Linked DNA regions of Homo sapiens: region 2 is linked to region 1. Evidence: chromatin loops called from intact Hi-C (ENCODE). Cell type or tissue: heart left ventricle. All regions are shown on one strand.

Region 1 (8,000 bases):
TAACAGTAAGAATGACAGAAAGGCTTAAATGGCACTAACTGTGAACCAAGAGCTCTGCATATAATAACTTACTTAATCCTTACAATAACTATGCTAGATAGATTTTATTATGCCCATTTTATAGAAAAAGAAACTGAGACACAGAAAGGTTAAGTAACTTATCCAAGGTCATATAGCAAGTGCCAGAGATGGATTCCAACCGGGATCATCTGGTTCTAAAGTTCATGCTTCTAACTCTGAAAAACTTCATGGAAATAAGCCTATCAGAAGAGGAAGCTGGTCAGAAGAAGGCTGGGATGCAGCGGGTGGTAAGTACCACTTAGAAAGAAAGCAGAGCGTGAAGCCCAAGGAGCCTTTGTTTGCCATCACAGATGCCACTCAGGAGATGCAGCGCAGGGACTGGAGCTTCAGCAGATGATGCAGTCCTAGAGCCTTTGCCACACCTCAGGTTGTTTTTATTGTTCCCTATTTCTCTGCAATGACCAACAGCAAAGCAGTTAACAAGGAAGTCCTGTGGCTTACCAAGGAAGGAAGTCATGGGGCCACCATAACCCGTCTTGCAGCCCAGCTTGGTGGGGTGTTGGGGAGGGATGTCACAGATGTCCATACCCCACCTAGGAGCCAGGGCAGGTTCGGCTGGGGCACTAGGTAGACTTCGGAACTGTGGCAGGATATCCACGTCAGATCTAGATTCAAGCTGTAATAATAATTTATTTGTATCATTGTAATTATTTGTTTAACGTCTCCCAATTGGCTCTATGTGAGAAAGTGAGTGAAGCTATGTCTGTCTTGTTCAGTTCACATCCCCAGCTGCTGGCTTAGAGCCTGGTGTATAGTAGGTACTCAATAAATATTTATTACATCAACGAGCAAAGAGAATAAGTATAAGCCAGGGTTTCTCAACCACAGCACTATTGGCACCTGGGGCTGGATAATTCTGTTTTTAGAGGCCTGGACTGTGCACTGTAAGTTGTTTCAGCAGAGTCCTTGGCCTCTGCACGTTAGATGCCAGCAGGACTCCCTCCTCGAAATAAGAACCAAAAATGTCCCCTGGGGGGCAAAATTGCCCCCCAGCTGGGAATGACTAATATAAACCAATATTCTTGGCTAGTGCCACTAATTGAAAGAGAGAAGCCAAATTTAATCTGCATATGCAGTGGGCAAGGGGGAATCTGAGCCCTAAAAACCAGGAGGGGCTGAGAGGAAGAAGGTGTGAAAGTCGGGGCCACCCACTGAGCTCTCAGATGACTACCAAGTGCACCCTCCAGTTTGTCTCTTGGGTTGTAAGGCATGAGGGCGATTGTGCTGACTTTAACATACAGAATAGGGTAGGTGGGAATGAAGGGGGTGATGGCAGCGTCCAGGAGAGAGAGGTGGACCCAAGACCAGACACCAAGGCAGGACAAAAACAGCCCAGGAGTGGGTCTGAGAACAGATTGGGCAGCAGAAATCCCCACGCAGTTCCCGAACAAGGAATCTTTTGACAGGTGGCCTTGCAACACCGACCCTCTCTTGTCTCCACTTTGAAGCCTGCCCTGTGCAATGTGGCCTCACACCCAGGAGGCCCTCAGATCAAGGTGGTCTTGGCAGATCCTCTAGGAGGGATTAGACCGTGACATTACAGCTACATGACGGCCTCGTTCTTATTACACACACACTCGCCCTGTCTAAGCTTGCGAACTCTGATTTGTTTATTTCTGAAAAACTGTCTCCACGAAGACACCAAGCTGGGCTGCGAGAGATAGCACTGACTCAGCCATTTCCCCATCCTCAGCATAAAAGGATCTAAAAAGAATAATTTAAGCTTCTCTGGAATGAGATCATTTAATGAATCTTCTTGATGCTAAGAGGTTTTATATGCCTTTTTAAAAACCCTTCCCCAAGCACGGAGCTATGATATTACCTTGGAGAGCAGAGAGATGAAGTGATACACGTATGCACAGCACACAGGAGGAAGGAGGTGGTTTCCTTGGCAACAACATCCATGTTCTGGCTTCCCTCGGCTAAATTGGAATATATTGAAATATCTGCTTTGGGCGCCTCTTTTGCGAAGGGAAATGAGTGGTTTTCTATTCAGGCACTCTCAGAACCGCGAGCCAGCAGCTGGGGAGCGATGTTCTGTGAGTTCGATGCATCTGAATGGGGCAAGGCCGTTAGCAAGCTGGCAGAAGTCCCCAGCATTCCTTTGCAAAACCAAACCATCGTTTCCTCAGCCAAGGGAAAATGAAAGCAGCGAACACATGAGGTTCGACTGGCCGGACAGATAGGCTAGGACTCTGTCTCACGCAGTCTTTCTATGGCTACTGCTCTGTAGCTTTCCAAACATACCCAGCTCGATAGATCAGACTCCAAAAGCCTACTCACGATGCGCTTAAAATGGGGAGTGGCTGTAAGAAAAATATAGACCTATCGAAAAAAGGTCCTCAAATCTGATCTGCTCAAAATCCTTGACAATAGGGAGGCAGCTATGCCCCTAAAACACAGTGCCTGGCACCGAGGAGTATGTTAACATCATGTTTGTGGAATTGGACTTGGACTCAGGCAGACCTCGGTTTTGGCCCTGGCTTCACTATTAACATTCCACATGACATTGCACATGTTCCATAAACCCTCTGGCCTCAGTTTCCTCCTCTCTAAAGCAGAGACAAGCATCCCTTCCTATAGAATTGTGAAGATTAAATGGGGTGACCTGTAAAATGCCTAGCATGAAGGCGGCATTCCATTATGGTTACTTTTCCCCACCAAGAAACAAGAAGCATTCTGTTTCTTTCAGATAGGTGAAATTTACAGAAAAGAACAGTGTCTTAGGGAGAGCAGGAACAACCTCACCCAAGGAGCCAAACTCCTTTCCATTTTTATTTTCAGGGTGCTTTTGGAGAGCTGAGACAGCCTAGGTTGGGAAGTGTCTGGATCAGGATGTCAGAAGGGCCAACTCAGTCATAACCACAGAACCAGCCACAAGCCTCAGGGGAAATGGGACAAGGAGACAGCGAGGGTCTGAGGTCTTGGCAGGCCAGTGGCAGGTAGCACCACAGAGACCAATGGGAGCATCAGCCATCAGCTGGGGCCAAGGAGGGGATGCTGAAAGGGCAGGGAGGTGAGGTCTGCTGGGGAGGAGGACCAGCCCCACACATCAGGGACACAGTCTTTATAACCGGCTCTCTATTTAAAGACCCTCACATAAGATTGTACACTATGTTTTGTTGCAATAGCTCATACCTGTCACTCCTAAGAAGGTCTTTCATAAGACTCAGTTAAAATAGTTGCTTCAATGTAAACACATCAGGACCAAGGATTTCCCATTAGAAGCACAGACTTTAATTCCTAGACTGTCATTCTTTCTAAGAAGTCTTATGAACACAAAAAGGCATTTCAGTTCTATGTCTAATATTTATTTGTGTGCCTTTGGGGGAAAAAAAATATTTTCTAAGCCTTGTACTTGTGCTGTACACAATAACCGCCCTTTCCTAAAGTCACAGGACAGCAGTGAGAGTAAAATTAAAAGGCGGGCAGCATAGTGAGTGGGAACACACCATCTGTGTCTTTATATCATATGATTTTATGTATTCTGACCATCTGTGAAAGAGAGGTTTGCTACTTGGCTGAAGAATGTACAAGCTCAGGCCCTTTCCCCCTGGGAAGGTAAAAAAAAAAAAAAAAAAAAAAAAAGAAGAATAAAAATTACAATAATAATTCAAAAGATCCTCTAGAAAAATAAACTTCTACTGCTCACTAATAAATTTCTGAAAAAAGAACATCACTAAAGGGATATTTGTTCTGCAAATTTTAAAATGCATTCTAAATCTGCAATAATTAAAACAGTGTGGTACTAGCAAAAAAAAATTAGCAGACGGAACAATGAGGCAGATTCAATACATAATATATTTAAACTTTAATATACTTTTAAGATAGAATTTCATGTCATTATGGGAAAATATGGACTATTCAGTGAATTATGGCTTGAGGATAACTGACCAACCTACTAGGGAGCAAATTTAAATTCTATCCCTACCTCACACCACATGATTTTTTTTTTTGAGACAGTCTCGCTCTGTCGTCCAAGCTGGAGTGCAGTGGCGCGATCTCGGCTCACTGCACACTCCAGGTTCACACCATTCTCCTGCCTCAGCCTCTCAAGTAGCTGGGACTACAGGTGCCCACCACCATGCCCAGCTAATTTTTTTTTGTATTTTTACATGTTAGCCAGGATGATCTTGATCTTCTGACCTTGTGATCCACCCGCCTTGGCCTCCCAAAGTGCTGGGATTACAGGCGTGAGCCACCGGGCCTGGTCCTTTGGTTTTTTTTTTTTTTTTTTTGGTTTTTTTTTGAGACAGAGTCTTGCTCTGTCACCCAGGCTGGAGTGCAGTGGTGCGATCTGGGCTCACTGCAAGCTCTGCCTCCCAGGTTCACACCATTCTCCTGCCTCAGCCTCCCGAGTAGCTAGAACTACAGGCCCCTGCCACCATGCCTGGCTAATTTTTTTTTGTATTTTTAGTAGAGACAGGGTTTCACTGTGTTAGCCAGAATGGTCTCGATCTCCTGACCTCGTGATCCACCCACTCTGGCCTCCCAAAGTGCTGGAATTACAGGCGTGAGCCACCACGCCCAGCCCACACCACACTTTAAAATAAATTCCAGGCCAGGCACAGTGGCTCACACCTGTAATTCCAACATTTTGGGAGGCCAAGGCAAGAGGATTATCTGTGGCCAGAAGTTCAAGACCAGCCTGGGCAACAAAGCAAGACCCTGTCTGTACAAAAAAATTTAAAATTTTACCCAGGCATGTTGGTACAGGCCTGTAGTCCCAGTTACTGGGGAGGCTGAAGTGGGAGGATCGCCTGAGTCCAGAAGTTTGAGGCTGCAGTAAGCTGCAATTGTGCCATAGCACTCCAGCCTGGGCAACACAGCAAGACCTCATCTCAAAAATATAAAATAAAATAAAATTCCAGATAGGTTAAATATTTAAAAAATAGAGTATTAAAATGAAATATGAAGTAAGATTCACATTATCTTCAAGTTGCATGCCAGACATCTTTTATGCCGCATGTCACACCCTGTCAGCTCCTCTTTTTGTTTCACCACCCCCGCCATGCCACATCTCCCTCTCTCTCTGCTCCCAGCTTCTCTGGCCCAGCTCTTTGGGATACCTGCTGTCAGTGACCAACTCTGCCATTCTGCCGTGTGCACAATATTGGGAGTGCAAGCAGTCCACATCCCCCAGGGAAGCCTTTGATTCTTGTGAAATAAAAACCTTCTTCCCTCTGCCAGGGAGCCAATTCTGAGGCATGTTCTCCAAAGTTCCTGACAGGACCCCAGCAGGACTGACCCCTATTTCCCCTGTGTTGGCCTCCCCTCCTGTCCTGTCTCCCTCTTTCCAGCCTCCCACTCCTCTTCCCTGGAAGCCAATCACAAAATCAACTCTGCAGATAGGCCTTTGTCACAGGTTCTGCTCTTTGGGGGACCCAAGTTAAGATGGGTAGGAAAGACCTAAGTATAGAGCTAAATTGAGAAAACATGAAGAGAAAGGTCAATAGGTTTATTTTCTTTAAAATGTAAAACTTCTGTACATCAAAATATTTCACATATACTCTTCCCTTTCCTTCCAAAACAATTTAGGCTAGAAGCCACTACGTGGGATTAAGCAAGGTTGGCATCTATGCAAAATGAGACAGCAGCCACTGGGGCACTGGAGCACATCATGGGGTGGAGGCGATCACGGGGTGTCAAAGGCTAAGCAGGTCAAAGGGGCCATACATGAGGGTGAGTGGTGGCCCAGTGTGAGTGGCCAAGCCCAAGTGGTGCAAAGGGGGCATCTGAGGAGTAGGGAACAGCCCAGCTTGGGGTGTCACAGCCTGAGTAGGTTGAAGAGGTATCCATGAAAGGAGGTGGCCCAGCACAGGGTGTTGGAGCCAGAACAGGATAAGAAAGGCAGCTCTAATACACTGGTGGGGAGGGTGTCCCTAGGGCAATGGCAGTGATAAGGGATTGGTTACATACAAGGTATTGATCAAATGACTAAATATATTACAGAAGATGAGATGGGAGCCAGATTTTTCACTGTCACAGAAGACAGTTATAACAATGGCCTGGTGTGGTGGCTCACGCCTGTAATCTCAGCACTTTGGGAGGCCAAGACAAGTGAATCACCTAAGCTCAGGAGTTCGAGACTAGCCTGGCCAACATGGTGAAAACTCATCTCTACTAAAAATACAAAAATTAGCCAGGTGTGGTGGTGGGTGCCTGTAGTCCCAGCTACTTGGGAGGCTGAGACAGCAGAATTTCTTGAACCCGGGAGGCAGATGTTGCAGTAAGCCAAGATTGCACCACTGCACTCCAGCCTGGGCAACACAGCAAGACTCTGTCTCAAAAAAAATAAAAATAATAAAAAAAAAAGACTGTTACAACAATGGAAAGGGAGAAAGGCAGAATATACCCTATGGCATGTGATCAGAATTGGAGGCATTAACAGGAACTTTGACATCCCACAGTGCCTCCTGCCCCCACCCTGGCTCCTGTCCCATCTTACACAGATGCCAACCTTGTGTATATATAGATATATGATAACCACTAACAATTATTTTACAAATTTACTCCATTATGGCAACAATTTAAAATTAAGCAAATATGATTTAATGTATATGTATTTGTCTGTTTTTACGCTGCTGATAAAGACATACCTGAGACTGGGAAGAAAAGGAGGTTTAGTTTGACTTACAGTTCTGCATGGCTGTGGAGGTCTCATAACCATGGCAGAGGGCAAAAGGCACTTCTTACATGGTGGCAGCAAGAGAGAATTGAGGAAGACACATAAGCAGAAACCCCTGATAAACCCATCAGATCTCATGAGACTTATTTACTGTCATGAGAATAGCATGGGAAAGACTGGCCTCCATGATTCAATTACCTCCCCCTGGGTCCCTCCCAAAACACATGGGAATTCTGGGAGATAGAATTCAAGTTGAGATTTGAATGGGGACACAGACAAACCATATCATTCCATCCCTGGCCCCTCCAAATCTCATGTCCTCACATTTCAACACCAATCATGCCTTCCCAATAGTCCCCCAAAGTTTTAACCCATTTCAGCATCAACCCAAAAGTCCACAGTCCAAAGTTTCATCCAAGACAAGGCAAGTCCCTTCCACCTATGAGTCTGTAAAATCAAAAGCAAGCTAGTTACTTCCTAGATACAATGGGGGGTAGAGGTGTTGGATAAATACAGCAGTTCCAAATGGGAGAAATTGGCCAAAATAAAAGGATTACAGGACCCACGCAAGTCTGAAATCCAGCAGGGCAGTCAAATTTTAAAGCTCCAAAATTATCTCCTTTGACTCCAGGTCTCATATCCATGTCATGCTGATGCAAGAGGTGGGTTCCCATGGTGTTGGGCAGCTCCGTCCCTATGGCTTTTCAGGGTACAGCCTCCCTCTCACTGCTTTCTCAGGCTGGCACTAAGTGTCTGTGGCTTTTCCAGGTGCACAGTGCAAGCTGTTTGTGGATCTACCATTCTGGGGTCTGGAGGACAGTGGCCCTCTTCTCACAGCTCCACTAGGCAGGTCCCCAGTAGGGACTCTGCTTGGAGGCTCTGACCCCACATTTCCCTTCCGCACTGCCCTAGCAGAGGTTCTCCAAGAGGGCCCCACCCCTGCAGCAAACTTCTGCCTGGGCATCCCGGTGTTTCCATACATCTTCTGAAATCTAGGCAGAGGTTCCCAAACCTCAATTTTTGACTTCTGTGCACCCACAGGCTCAACACTATGTGGAAGCTGCTAAGGCTTGGGGTTTCCACCCTCTGAAGCCACAGCCCAAGCTCTACGTTGGCCCCTTTCAACCATGGCTGGAGCTGCTGGGACACAGAGCACCAAGTCCCTAAGCTCCACACAGCATGGGTACCCAGGGCCAGGTCTATGAAACCAATTTTTCCTCCTGGGCCTCCAGGTCTGTGATGGGAGGGACTGCCGTGAAGGTCTCTGACATGGCCTGGAGACATTTTCCCC
Region 2 (8,000 bases), 480 kb before region 1:
TTTCTCCTACTTTTGTCTTTCTTGTGTCCCTGTTTTCCTTTAGATGGTTGAACACAATAGCTGTTTCAGAGTCCTCGTCTGCTGGCTCCATCATCTCTGCTATTTCTCATCTCTTTCTTTTGACAGATTTTCCTTCTGGTTATAGTCCGCACTTTCCTGCTTCTTGGTATGTCTGGTAATTGGTAGTGGATGATGGACATGGTGACTTGTGTGCTGCTGAGTGTCTGGATTTTGTTCCGGAAAGCAGTTGAGCTGCTTGTGGATTATTAGATTGCTTCCAGCCTGTTTCTGGGAGTTGCCAGGGCAGGTCTGGAGTCACCCTCACTGTTGGGATGGTTTAGGCTGAATGTTTAGGTGCAATTCCTCTGAGGCCCCACTGAATGCCCCAGGTGATCACTGAGGACTCTCCATTCTCCTTGCCAGACTTCCAATGTCTCTCTGCCCTGTGTGAACTCTGGGAGTTGTGTGGTTTACGACTCCCCATTGGTTGTTTGCCTGGTTTTGTGGCATTTCATTCTATGCAAGCAGGCCTAGTACACATCAAGGGGATAGCTCTGCAGATTTCTGGAGCTTTTTTTGAGTTAGTTCTTCTCTTCTGGAAATATGTCCTGCAACTTCCAGCCATTTCAGCCTTCCTGAACTTCCATTTCTGTCTCTTCAATTCAGTGAGGCTATGAAGTCTGACTTCCTCCTGTGCCTCTGATCTGGAACTCATCTCTAGGCAGAAAGCGAGGGGCTCACAGCCAGAAGGCCTGGATAATTGTGGGATTCACTTCTCCCCTGCCCTACTCTCAGGAATCAGTGCCCTTGTCTCATCCTAGAAAGTGTTGTTTCATATATTTGTTCCATTTTCCTAGTTGTTTACAGCAGAAGATTAAGTCTAGTCCCTAATATTCCACCCTCCCACAATGACAGGGTTTTGGTAATATTCCCTTTGGCTAGAACGCTCTTGTTGGACTTTACCTACCCTGACCCCCAATCATTCCCCCCAGTGACTTCAAATACACTACATCATTGGAGACCCCATCGTTTGGGACAATTCCCATCGTTGGAGGGTTATGCCCAACCTGAGCTATAATCTGATTCCCAGAGTTCACCACACTCCCAGGAAGAGTTAGAGCAAGTATTGTCACTAAAAATCTGAGCAGCATGCTACAACAGACTTTCTTGTCTTCTAAAATGGTTTTCACAAAAGGTTTGGAAGGCAACTGAGAAACAGAGGCTCAGAAAGGCTCAGCTCCTGCTCAAGTAAGTGGCAAGGTTGACTGATCAATCCCAGAGCCCGTACTTTAGGATTTGCTACCAGCAAAACTTAAGTGTCCCTGGTTCTGATCCTCTACCCCATCCCCAGGGGTGTTTGTGACAGAAGATCCCAGCAACCTCTCCTCCATCTAGTTTGCTGCTGCACAGCCTGCACTCTACCTGCCAAACCCATGAGCTTCTGTTTGTTGTGACATTATAGTTTTGTTTTGTTTTTTTTTTCTGAGGCAAACAATTCTGCTATCACAGTAGCTTGTTACGACTGCGGCCGGGGAATGGGTGGTAGGAGCCCAGGAATCACTGGGGAAGGGAGCATCTTTGGCAGGCTAGCCTGTTAAGAGCAGTCATAAAGGATCCTGCAGATGAGATGGTGGGTGGTGAGGAAAGAGCATCCCTCTGAAGGCATAAGCATCTGTCAGTCACTCAGGTGGGCTACAGCCTCTAATGCTGCCCTGGCGTGTCTAGGGTGGATCAGAAAGCTATAGTGGTGCCTGGAATGAAGGGGATTTTTGTATAAACAGGGAACATTCTCTTTATCAAGCATCCACTCTACCCCATGGCAGAAATTGTTTGAGGAACTGTATCTCCTGTCATTCTCATGGTGTTCTCTTTGGGCGAACTTAAAAAAAAATGTTACAATTGTATATGCTCACTGAGAGGAAAAAGTATGAACAACCCAACAACAAAATAAACAAATCATTTTAGGATTAAAGAAAACAACTTATCTGCATGCTATAGATCTGCTATAGTTTGGATATTTGTGCCCTGCAGATCTCACGTTGAAATGTGATCTCCAGTGTTGGAGGTGGGATCTGGCGGGGGGTGTTTCCCTGGAGGGATCCACGGTGGTGGATCCCTCATGAGTGGCTCAGTGCCCTCCCATGGTAATGTGTGAGTTCTCACTCTGTTTGTTCATATGATATCGAGATCTGATTGTTAAAAGGAGCCTGGCACCTCCTCCCTTCCCTCTCTTGTCCGTCTCTCGTCATGTGGCACGCCTGCTTCCACTTCATCTTCCACCAAGAGTGAAAGCTTCCTGAGATCCTGCCCAGAAGCAGACGCCAGGGCCATGCAATTACTTTTGAACCAACCTAACACATTAGCCAAGTTCAGGTATGCCTTGATAGAAGCACAAAACAGACTACTACAGTAACCTTTCAGAAACACTTAAAAATAGCATTTGGAGGTATAATTTACATACTATAAAATCCACCCATTTTAAGGGTACAGTTGGATAGTTTTAGTAAACTTACACAGCTGGTAACTTCTCACCACAGTCAAGTTTTAGAACACTTCTATCACCTCTGAACTTTCTCTGTTTGTCCCTCTGTAGTCAGTCTCAGCTCCCACACCCAGCCCCAGGCAAACACGGACCTGCTTTCTGTCTCTTTTGGTCCCTTTTCTAGAAATTACAGATAAGTGGAATCATAAGACATAGAGACTTTTGTATCTGGCATCTGAAGTTTCTGAGGGTCACCATGTTGTTGCATGTATCAGTAATCCATTCCTTTTTCATTGTTGAAAAGTATTCCGCTGAATGAGTGTACCCGTTTATCCATTCACTAGTTGATGGACGTTTGGGTTGTTTCCAGTTTTGAGCTATTATGAATAATACTGTGGTGAACATTCTTGGACAAGTCTTTATGTGAACATATGTTTTCATCCCAGTTAGGTAGATGGCTAAGCACAGAATTGTTGGTTTGCATGTCAGATGCATGTTTAGGAAACTGTCAAACTGTTTTCCCAAGTGGCTGTACTATTTTATATTCCCACAGCGATGGATGAGGGTTCCAGTTTCTCCACATTCTTTCCAACATTTGGCATTGTCAGTCCTTTTGATTAGAGCCAGGCGTGTAGTGATATCTTTTAATTTAAATTTATATATTCTTAATACTAATGATGGGAGCCTATTTTCATATGATTATTGACAGTTCATATATCTACATTGGTCAGGGGTCTGTTAAAATATTTTGCCTTTTTAAAAACTATGCTGTTTACCTTCTTATTAAGTTGTAAGAATTTTTCTTATACTCTGTATACATGTCCTTTATCAGATATGTGACTTGCAAATATTTTCTCCTAGTCTGTGGATCATATTATTTTCTCAATGGTATTTAGAAGGGCAAAAGTTTTTTATCGTGAAGTCCAGTTTAACAATTTTTCTTTTTGGAATGTCTTATGTAAATATATTTTAATAGGACTGCAAATGTACAATCATGTTTTCTCTTATTATTTTTAACTCGATAAATTATGTTAATAGATTTCAAACCTAGCATTACCAGATTACACCCTACTTAATCATACTCCATGATTTTTAATATATTTCTGAAATCTGAAATACATACATATTTATTTAGCATTTTTAAATGTAAATTCACTGATGATATTATCCTACAGATTTATCTTTTTTTTTTTTTTTTTTTGAGACAGAGTTTCACTCTTGTTGCCCAGACTGTAGTGCAGTGGCATGATCTCGGCTCACTGCAACCTCTGCCTCCCGGGTTCAAGTGATTCTCCTGCCTCAGCCTCCTGAGTAGCTGGGATTACAGGCACCCACCACCATGCCCAGTTAATTTTTAAAATATTTTTAGTTGAGAAGGGGTTTCACCATGTTGGCCAGGCTGGTCTCGAACTCCTGACCTCAAGTGATCTGCCCGCCTTAGCCTCCCAAAGTGCTGGGATTACAGGAGTGAGCCACTGTGCCCGGCCGATTTATCTTTTATTTATGATTTTTTCAAACATGGTTGGGTTAGGCCATTCTTGCATTGCTCTAACAAAGTAGCAGAGACTGTGTAATTTACAAGAAAAGAGATTTAATTGGTTCACGGCTCCACAGGCTGTACAGAAAACATGGCAGCCTGTGCTTCTGGGGAGGCCTCAGGGAGGTTTTGCTCATGGCAATGGCAAAGCAGGAGCAGGCACTTTCCATAGTGAAAGCAGGAGCAAGGCTGTGGGTGGAAGGGAGGTGCTACACACCTTTAAACGACCAGATCTCCTCAGAACTAACTCAGTATCTTGAGGACAGTACAAGGGGATGGTACTAAATCATTCATGAGAAATCTGCCCCTGTGATTCAATCACCTTCTACCCAGCCTCACTTCCAACATTGAGGATTACATTTCAACATGAGATTTGGGTGGGGACACAGGTCCAAACTATACCAATGGTTATTAATCATACTCTAATTTGAAAAAAGAATTGGGTTTCATCTTTTTTTAAATATCCTGTAATAGTTTATATAGCTTGAAAATTACTTATTCTCTGAAATTTTGAAGGAAGAAATACTCTATATAAAACTATTTGAGCCTTTTGCTTTTTTAAAAAGATGAAAATTGTTTAGAGCTGTGATTCATGAATTTTCCCCCCAAATTATTCCAGACTTTTGTCTGATAAAATTTTTATTTTTTAAAGTTAATTTTAACAACTTATATTTTCATAGAAAATTGTGCATTTGATTTTGACTTCAAATTTTTTACATTGTTGGTATATATAGTTTTATATTAGTCTTATAACATCTTCCATATGATACCAATGGTCATATTCCCTTTCCCAATCCTAATTTTGAGTACTGTTTTGTCTTTATTATTTTTCTTAATTGGGCTAACTGGGTACTTATTTTTCTATTTTGTTGGTTTCCATTTTCTCCACTCCCTTCTCCCCCACGCCAGTTTTGATCATCTCCTTTGGTTTCTAAGATGGGGCAGTTGACAAAATTTTTTAATGCTAATTTCTGGAAGGCACAGCAGTACTTTCAGGGAGTTGTCATTTTGCAGATGAAGATACTGAAGTTCAGAGATGTCACAAAGCAAGGGAATTGGTAACACTTACATGAGCTGGGATTGGATTCAAAGCCAGTACTTCTTCTTCCAGATCATGGCTCACCTCTGAGGAATGATGAGGTTGCTTGGGGGGTGAAATACACCACAAACACACTAGGATATTCATAAAAAACTGTGTTAGGACAAGTACCCTCATCCCAGAGGGGCACGAGAAATCCCACATCTGCCTTCCCTATGTATGGTCTCTGATGATTATCCCAGACTTTCTCCCTGAAGCTGCAGAGCCAGGACTACTAAGTCCCCAAGCTATAAATTTGCATATTGAGGCCAAGAAGTATCAGGCTGCCCTCTTTTCTCTTGCTGTGAAGGATGTGATGTGGGCATGGTGTGGGCACGTGTAAGCCTGTGTATATAAAAGGAAGGTAGAAAGCCTGTGTTGGTCCCCATCAGGACTGCCCAGAGAAAAGACATTGACCTCATCCTTGACAAATATCATGATCTCTGAGAGATATGCTCTGGTAGGGAGAGAGAGGGGCTATACCACCAAACTCTGCCCTAGCCTGCACCTGTCTACACCCAAGACCCCCTCCCAGCAATCACATACTCCCATTCCAAGCTCAACTAGAAACCTACCAATTACTTCTGTGTTTCCCAAGTTTTTTGACATTTGAATAATGTACATGAACAGTTGTGGAATTCTGCTCCCCACTGAGAATGAATACATAGTCCTTGGACTTCTAAAAGAGCCAGAGAATCCCCAAAGCTCCAATGCAGCCTCCTCCATGAAGCTGTCTCAGATCTCCCAGGTGGAGGATCTCATCTCAGCCCTCTTGGGGCTGTTTAGTTTTAACTTTCTGTTGACATGCTTCAGGGTCTGCCTTGCATTCGTTCGTTCATTCTTTTGTTCAACATTCATTGAGCTTCAACTGTGCTATGGGATGGGCTACAACAGTGTACAAATTGGGCACAGTGCCTGCCCTCAGGGAACTTGCAGTCCAGTGGCAGAGGGAACATGAGCTAGATGACAAATTGTGATAGGTGCTCTGAGGAAAAGCAGTTGGGTGGGAGCTCTGTCAGATGAGCTGAGCTAGGAGGACCTGAAAGGTGAAGTGACCCAGCCACCTGAAGCGCCGTAGGAGCCATGCCACGTGGGAGGGGCTTTGGGGAGTGACTGACCACAGGCCCCTGTGGCCGACGTGCAGTGAGTGAGGGAGGGTAATGGGGGTGAACAGAGAGGGATGCCGAGGCCAGCTTGTAGTGTGGCTGTTGGTCTTGTCCATCCTATGGCACAACCCTGTCACCACCCAGATTTTGTTAGGAGTCCTCCCCCAACTTGAGAGTGGAAGCTCCTTTGGCACAAAAAGGGGTTCTGCATCATCCCCCAGCCCCCAGCCCTGAGCCTGGGTCTGGCTCTGAACTAGACCTCCATGAATGAATGCACAGCATCAGTGGGGATCCACCATCATGGGGAAATAGTAGATACAGGAATGATTTTCCAACCAGATTACAGACTATTTCAAGCCCAGCCAGAGCCTACCAGGCCAACATTCCCCAGGCTTGTGCCTCTCCGAGCCTCAGATTGCTCATCTTTCAAACGAGGGCAGCTCTGCTGGCGTTACCTGCACTCTAGGGTCCTTTATAAGCTCAGACTCCAGCTTAGAGCACACATTGAGAGGCTGCTGCACCCCAGAGCCACATACGTGCAACAGAGGGTGGTCCAGACCCCTTATTGGTCCCCATGGGGTTTGAGAGAGAAGCCTCCAGACCAGCTCAACTTCTCCCTCATCTCACTTAGGCCTTTGCACCCAGCTCTTAGGAGGTTGTCAGGTGACAGTGCCCCATTTCTTTTCTCTTCCCCAGAAATGATGCGGGGGATACCTGCTCAGACAGGACCTTCATGAAAGCCAGGCTGTGAGGTGTGTTGGGGAATGCATAATTGATAGGCCATCGTTCGGAGGCCCTCCTGGAGGACCAAAATGTAATCAGCAGTGGCGAGCTTGATCACGACAGGAATTCCTTTTACATCCTGGTGAGGCCAAAGACCTGGCAAGCAAGTCCCTCTGGTCATTAAGAAGCATCCTGACTTCAGCAGGCCACCTTAGGTCACTGCAGCCACAAACATCTTTGCTGCTGGATTCGAAGTAGGCATCGGGCTTGGATCTGGGCTCTGGCATCCTTGAGGTGTGGGCGGCTGAGTGCCCAGTCCCTTACCCACTCCGGCAGGTCAACTGGGGAAATCCATCTCTCCCACGATAAAGGAGTGCATAGGCTTCAAAATGTGAAAATGTGATATGGCTACTTTCATGATGAATTATTTACATATCAAGATGAATTATTAATCCATGCTTTGAATTAATTTTATTGGGTTTCCAAAAAAAGTGAGCATTTCAGAGGCAGGAAGGAGATGGCAGTACCCTCCCTTTTCCCCAATTATTAAGGGTGGGACACACAGGCTCACCAATTCGCTTAGAAGATTTCATTTGTTTCTGTGTAGGAAGGTGACTCATGGGCTATACCTACAATTTGTTTTTGACCTTAATAAGAAATTACAATAGTTCTAATTGCCCTGGAACCTTCCCTTGTGGTGGAAGTAAAAATTTCAGATGAAATGACTTGGCTTCTTCCCCGAGGTTGGCGGAGACAGGCTTGTAGACACAATCCCTTTACACTTGGACATGGAGAAAAGGATGGAGATGGATGGCCCCATTCCTGCCTGGCCTGTGCACACCTGCCTCCCTGGCTCCCACTCCTCCTGGCTGGCTCCTTGACAAGTTCATTGCTGTGCTCACCAGAAAGTGGTCAGCAGAATGTTGCTTCTGGAGAAGTTAAGTGCAGGCTAGCAACTCCTCAGGGGTTCAGTGGATGAAAGGCTGCAAAATAGGGTTTGGAATCGCTTCATAGACAGGGCCCATGTCTACACATACAACAAAAGAAGTATTTTTTGGGGAAAAAAGTTGTATC

The links. Hi-C counts contacts between places; a loop is a spot of excess contacts. Peaks named below come from ENCODE experiments on the same cell type or tissue, not always from the same donor. Only the 100,000 strongest peaks of a DNase experiment are listed, where the experiment ranks them.
Region 2: a loop joins it to region 1, with 6 times the contacts of the local background. A loop is called at or near these places in 3 of 110 quality-filtered maps.

Annotation. Positions count from the first base shown.
Region 1 is chr10:78,242,974-78,250,973 of GRCh38, reverse strand. LINC00856 (long intergenic non-protein coding RNA 856) reads right to left here and starts at 2,349. Exons shown (of 2, transcript NR_038985.1): 1 at 1,904-2,349; 2 at 1-697. RefSeq lists an enhancer at 496-565. In heart left ventricle, no CTCF peak of the experiment used is centred here; no DNase peak of the experiment used is centred here.
Region 2 is chr10:78,718,567-78,726,566 of GRCh38, reverse strand. All of the region lies in intron 1 of LOC105378379 (a long non-coding RNA gene), which reads left to right. Among named protein-coding and RNA genes, the nearest start is that of ZMIZ1-AS1, 340 kb to the left of the region's middle. In heart left ventricle, no CTCF peak of the experiment used is centred here; no DNase peak of the experiment used is centred here.